Linked DNA regions of Homo sapiens: region 1 is linked to region 2. The links are chromatin contacts, found by Hi-C or POLR2A ChIA-PET in ENCODE. All regions are on one chromosome and are shown on one strand. Each heading gives the region's core, a stretch centred on a gene start or an enhancer-like site at or near the end of the contact. The rest is flanking DNA. Distances are from core to core; before and after follow the strand shown. Region 1 has its middle 9.5 kb from the start of TRIM31-AS1. Region 2 holds the start of POLR1H (RNA polymerase I subunit H).

Evidence for each region. Hi-C counts contacts between places; a loop is a spot of excess contacts on that map. ChIA-PET counts read pairs that join two places held with the same protein, here RNA polymerase II (POLR2A). Pooled maps may share reads with other maps.
Region 1: POLR2A ChIA-PET joins it to region 2 with 16 read pairs in MCF 10A. The contact joins the enhancer-like site here to the promoter of POLR1H in region 2. A Hi-C loop is called at or near these places in 49 of 168 maps with a recorded cell type or tissue (A673, B cell, CD14-positive monocyte and 30 more), 28 of 37 single-sample maps with no recorded cell type and 42 of 50 pooled maps. POLR2A ChIA-PET finds 5 or more read pairs at or near these places in 35 of 52 experiments (A549, A673, AG04449 and 28 more).

What each region holds. Positions count from the first base shown.
Region 1 is chr6:30,094,270-30,097,159 of GRCh38, reverse strand. No RefSeq gene overlaps it. Among named protein-coding and RNA genes, the nearest start is that of TRIM31-AS1, 9.5 kb to the left of the region's middle. Within about 2 kb of position 1,284, at least 5 of the 41 ENCODE cell types and tissues checked have a DNase peak (open chromatin) inside an H3K27ac peak, as active enhancers do; they include PC-3 and PC-9, where a contact is called at or near this core.
Region 2 is chr6:30,059,762-30,063,090 of GRCh38, reverse strand. POLR1H (RNA polymerase I subunit H) reads right to left here and starts at 1,826. Exons shown (of 4, transcript NM_170783.4): 1 at 1,422-1,826; 2 at 1,074-1,174; 3 at 758-867. The coding sequence starts at 1,566. It also overlaps the pseudogene POLR1HASP and a transcript of PPP1R11 not described here. RefSeq lists enhancers at 1,067-1,932, 1,933-2,799.

The sequences.
Region 1 (2,890 bases), core at 35-2,534, 35 kb before region 2:
TGCCTTTGTACCAGCTTCTCCCACACAACATGGGGCCAGGTCTTCAATGTAGATCCCAGAGAGTTAAGAAGGAAGCAAAGAACACTGTTACCCGTGTTTTCCAGCCAAAGACCCCCCAGGAACATAACTGTCATTAAACATGCTGGGTTTATTACTCCTTGCAGCAATGGAGAATGCACCCCATGGGGAGTGTGGGACATTTTAATAAGAGTGTTAGGAAAAAACCTATGATAGGGTTTGGGTTTTGGTTAGGTGATTTGGGGAAAGGTCTAAGGAAGTGGGGGTTTGCTCTGGATTAATGCTGTTAGAAAGCAGAGCAGATCCTGTGAATGAATACCCAAATAAATATTTTCTATAGGGAGGGGAGACTAGAATGAGGGGAAAGCTATAATTGGTAAAGAAGTAGCAAACATTTCTGTTAACCAAGAGAAGGGGTGTTTGGTATTTTGTGGGTGGCACAGTGTCTTTTTTTGGATCTGTGCTCAGAAAAACTTGTGAAGCAGCCTTGCATTGTCTCACTTTATCAAGGTCTAGGAGTAAACTTGTCTGAGATTGGTATTCTGTAATATAGTTTATGCCTACTAGGTGAATAACATGGTTTAGCTCTGTTAGGCCAACTTCTGAATGTCAGAGGCTGCTCTTTTTTTTTCTCTCAGTGTTTAGGTTGGGCATTGGGAAAAAAGATGAATTAGTGGGATTGGAGCATGTGTATAGATATGTGCAGAATCCAGTTCAATGCAAAAAACTTTTCTTTTTTTTTTTTCTTTTTTTTTTTTTTTTTTTGAGACAGACTCTTGCTCTGTTGCCTAGGCTGGAGGGCAGTGGTGCGATCTCGGCTCACTGCAAGCTCTGCCTCCCGGGTTCATGCCATTCTCCTGCCTCAGCCTCCACAGTAGCTGGGACTACAGGTGCCTGCCACCATGCCCGGCTAATTTTTTGTATTTTGTTTAGTAGAGATGGGGTTTCACCATAGCCAGTTGGTCCGATCTCCTGACCTCGTGATCCACCTGCCTCGGCCTCCCAAAGTGCTGAGATTACAGGCTTGAGCCAACGCTTCCGGCCACAAAATTTTTCAAATAGAGGAAGTCTGGAGTTTATTTCCAAGGTGTCCACCTCCCCAATCCAGGCATATATTTCCAGGTCACAGTGCTGACACTTTCAGCCTCCCGCAGTCACACACCCCATGGTCATGGAAAGGGACACGTGGCCCAGGTCCCTGGTGGCTCTGAGTTGTGGGGAGGGAGGAGCCAGTGGCTTTGGCTCTACCCGGACATCCATTGTTCTCCCAGGGCAAACACTCTGAAGCTTGTTTTCTTGGCTGACTGTTTTTGTTTGTCATCCTGCCTGGTATCACAGCCTCCCAGTAACTCCCAAACCTACTCATCTGAGCCCTGAGGAAAACCTATTAGATATGAATTCTTTGTTGGTTTTGTGACAGTGGCCTCTGACCAGACGGGTTCAGCTGCCTGGACCCCAAGGGCCTTGTTGTCTCTGCTCCCTGCCTTCTGGGGTAATGATCTCACCCTTGCCCCCAGTTTCAAGGATCCAGTGACTCACTGCAGAGTAAAACAACAGCATGGCAGATGCCTGGCATCTGAGGTCTCTGATACTCTCTAAGGATATGGGGCTGTGATCTTTTTTCCTTCAGTCTGGTGCTTCTGTCTGACTGTTAGTGATTCCCCTTTCCTGATAAAGGCTTTAATATTTCCTTCAAATCAGACAGCCCTGAAGTTGCTGCCTCCTGCCTTCATTATTCCTTTCTGCACAAGGCTGAATTGATTCTGTTCTGAAATTTTCCTCATCCCTGCCCTCCACACACATACTCACCAATGCATGACTTGCTTTTTCACGGCCTCTTGTCTTGTGCTTCTCTACCTTTTGGTTCAAATCTTCTTCTTCTTCTTCTTTTTTTTTTTTATGAAGTTTTTATGAAGCCTTGCTCTGTCACCCAGGCTGGAGTGCACTGGCACATCTCAGCTCACTGCAACCTCAGCCTCCCGGGTTCAAGGGCTTCTCTTGCCTCAGTCTCTTAGGTAGCTGGGATTACAGGTGCCCACCACCACACCCAGCTAATTTTTTGTACTTTTAGTAGAGATGGGGTTTTGCCATGTTGGTCTGGCTGGTCTCGAACTCCTGACCTTGGGTGATCCGCCCACCTTGGCCTCCCAAAATGCTAGGATTACAGGTGTGAGCCACCGTGCAAGCCGAAAGTCTTCTTTAGCTATGATCTTCCTGAATCCTAGTTTGATTTGATCCTTCAGGACATGTTTGTGTGTATTTACATATCTGTGTTTTATACACATAGAAATGTGTGTGTGTGTGTGTGTGTGTGTGTGTGTGTGTGTGTATTTGAAATAGCTATAAACCAGGGACAGTGGGAATAGTGAGGATATGTGTTTGTGGGATCAAGTGAGGTTGTGGTTACAAGAAAAAGCTATATCTTTGATAACAGCAAATCAATAATAGATAATGCCTAAAATTAGAAGAGCAAATAGTAATAATATAATCCTTGTATTTACAGATGTGAAGGTGAACACCAAAACAGCTAAAAGAGTTGAAAGTAGTGGAGATGGGGGTGAGGGCTGCCATTTTAAAAAATTAACTCATCAACTTGTTTAACTTTTTATTTGCATATATAACTGCGATGAAAATCCTGAAAATAATCTAATTGTGTTCTGTGTTCCTTTTTTTTCCCCCTACCAGCCATGTGAAGATCTGTCACCCACTCATTTCCTCAGCCCAGTTTCTCACCCTTGCTTCCTCTCCCCCGACTCTGTTTCCAGGGGCCAGGCTTGTCCACCCCACGGGATCTCTCCTACCTGACTGCTCTCCTCCTGCCTCCAATCTATCCACCTGCAGACAGAACAATCTCTACAACCTGTGTCACCAG
Region 2 (3,329 bases), core at 577-3,076:
TGATATACTATAGTGACTGCAGAACACCAAAGACAAAAATGAGGTCTTAAAAGCATTCAGAAAGCCCATGTTCTCTAAGTCATGTGTGACTAATTCTCTCCAAAGAAAGCTACCTTGACTGCGGTTGAAGACTGCAGTATAAGATGCTGACCACTAAACAATACCTGCTTCTTATGTTGTTTTTTTTTTCTTCATTTCCTTTTAAATATCCTAAAAGTAGGTCAGGCGGGGTGGCTCATGCCTGTAATCCCAGCACTTTGGGATGCTGAGGTGGGTGGATCACTTGAGCTCAGAAGTTCAAGACCAGCCTGGGAAACATAGAGAAACCCCATCTCTACTAAAAATACAAAAAAAAAAAAAAAAAAAAAAAAAAAAAGCCAGGCGTGGTGGCATGTGTCTGTGGTCCCAGCTACTTTGGAGGCTGAGGTGGGAGGATTACCTGAGCCCAGGAGGCGGAGGTTGCAGTGAGCCAAGATTGCCTCGCTGCACTCCAGGCTAGGTGACAGAGCGACACCCTGTCAAAAAAAAAAAAAAAAAAAAAAAAAAATCCTAAAAGGTTTATTTCACTGGTTATAAAAAGGTTTAAAAAAGTGTAACTTAAAAAAATAAAAAACAACTACAAATCTCCCTATTACCAGAACTGCACAGAAATAAGGGATGGGACCAAGGGAAACGGCCATTTCGTACAAAAAAATAAATCACTGGATTTGTTTAGTTAGCAAACAGACTGAGCAGAGGGAGGGGAAAGAATACTCACTTGCAGTTGGTACAGGTGTAGAAGACAGTTTGCCCTTCATCGGCTGAACGCATCTGTCTGGTGTGGTATGCCATTCCTTCATGACCACATCGAGGGCAGCGCCTGTCAACCTGGGAAGAAACTGGTGGGTTAGGGAGGCCTGGTCATATCCCCTTACTTCCCACAGGAATCAGGCGATCACGCCTCTCAAACGTCGATGGTTTACATCTCTTTTCCCTCTTGGAATTGGGCACAAAACTCTCCAGAGCTTTGCAATCACTCCTCCATTTCTTTCCTACCCACCTTATGGAGCCAGTTCTTGATCTCATTAGCTTACCACAGGTCCCTGGCACTCAGGCCCTTCCTCCACCGACATAGGCATGGCTGTCCCCAGTTGGTGGAACACAACCGAAGTCTTCACAACCTTCCCCTCAAAGTCTGCACAGGCAAGTAAGAACTGGTTATGGAGACAACCAGAGAGAGCTGACACCGGAAACCTCCCCTTTCCCCTGGCTGGTTAGGCCAGGAGGCCCTACATCCTTTCCCTCAGTTTTCATCGCTAGACCAAATGTACAACCGCCTGATGTCCTGCTCTAGGATCCCCTCCTCAACCCAACCGATCTTGAGTTCCCCAAGCTTCCGACCCTGCGCCCTCCGCCAGGACCCCTGCGTACAAGCCTCTCACCCCGAACGTTGATGTTGAAGCCACAGCGAATACAGGTGACCGTATCCTGAGCCCCGGGCAGAGGCAGGACCGAGCCGCAATCTGAACAGAAATCCAGGTCCGACTGAAAGCTGGAGCAAGTATTGGCGAGGTCCATGACAGACATGCGGTCGGGTCTGAGGAGGGAGTTGGAAGTTTATTAACAAAAGAGAGAAGAGTTCCTGTCCCAGAGGTCGTAACTATTCTGTCCCAGGACCTAGGAGTATATAACCCGAACCCTCCTGCCACGCACGCCTCCTGCCTCTGCGACCAAGGAGCCGAAACGCCCGGAATTCCCAGACAGCGTCGGGTACTAAAGGACTTGGAACCCTTTCCAGGGGCCGGTGAGAGGAGTTAACCAACTCCGTGGGCTAGAGCGCCAGCTCTGCGCCCGCGGCGGGGCAGCGAGATAGAGCCGGCTAGAGCGTCAGGCTTTCGCGTTGACGATTGGCTGTGACGTCATAATTAATTGCGAACCGTGTCTCGGGAGCGTTAGAGATGGAGACTAACGTCTTCCAAGGGAGATTGCGTCTCCACTTTCACCCTGGTACTGAGAGGTTGAGCACAAAATTGGTAACCAATGCTGCGCTTCCAGCAAATTTTCCCACCAGCACCCAATCCTGGGATATTTATTCTCTTTGTCTCACATCCTACAGGAACGCAGTCGCGGGGTATATCCCCCTGAAAACCGTACGTTGCCAAATAATGATTTCTTTGGATTAGAGAACTACAACTCCCCTGGGTCCTGAGCCGGTATTTCCCTTTTGCGGCTGCACCGTAGTTAAAAACAAAGCTAAGTGTTCTGGGACGTATAGTTCTAGCGTTCCTTGGGTCCCGCTGGCGAGCGTGGGCTTTCTGCAGCTCGCAACCGGCCTCGTGCTTTGCGGACGGTTCACTGCGCTTGGAAAGGGGTGAGTCGGCTTTTTGAGGGACAGCAAGTGGTGAGAGTGAAGGCCCGAGGAATGCTTAGTCCCACGGGACGAAAGGAAGCAGGGATGAAGTGGTACACTTGAGAAGGGGTTCAGGACTTTGGAGGTGGTGGAACAGAGGAGCTTGGGGCTTCCTCTCCTTCGACTCCTGCCAGATAAGTGAGGCTAGCAGTAGTCAAGAAAGCTCATTAAGTAGGATTTCATAAGACTTAGGTCGAGTTTGGCTTTTAGTTGTGCCTGCCGCCTATCGAACTCTTAATTCATTATGTCATCCGTTAAGTGGACAGCTGACATTTCCCTGATCTTTTATAAAACATGAGAATAAGTATCTTTGGGAAATCTTTCTATTTTCATTAATCTGTAACTTATATTCCAAGTAGAAACTTTCCCTGAAGGGGCAGCTTGTAGTTGTTTACTAGTTTCCTGCTAGCCCTCCCACCACCATCCACTCTGATAGCTGTGCTAAGTTCATTCATATAAAAGTTCTGGAGCCATCACTGTTTTCTCCTATGAAGGACACAAGCTGTAGTCTTTTCGCTGGGAGAGGCTCCCATCTGCCTTTCTCTGTAATAATGGAGAGAACGCCATAGTGAAAGGGTTAAAACTCAGCAAACTGCTGAAGAGTGACAAGCCCTATCATTTAACTGTGAAATTGCTTGTTATTCTGTCTTACAAAGGGAGACGTGTTGTTGAGCTGATTGTCGTAGACAGTTTTTATTCTCACTTATCTGTGTGTCTCCTTTGAAAATGGAACTTGAAATTCTACCCTCCTCAGTTTTCTGTTTTTAATTTGAAAAACAGCCAACATCCCCTGTGAATTGCAGTAAAGGAACAAAGCATTAAAAGGCATATCCTTTTCCCAACAAAAGCTCACAGTCTAATCAGTAAAGATTTATTGAGCAACTATGCCAGGTTTTGAGCTGAGGCTGAGCCTGCAAAGTTGAAATCTGTGTTCTCTGAC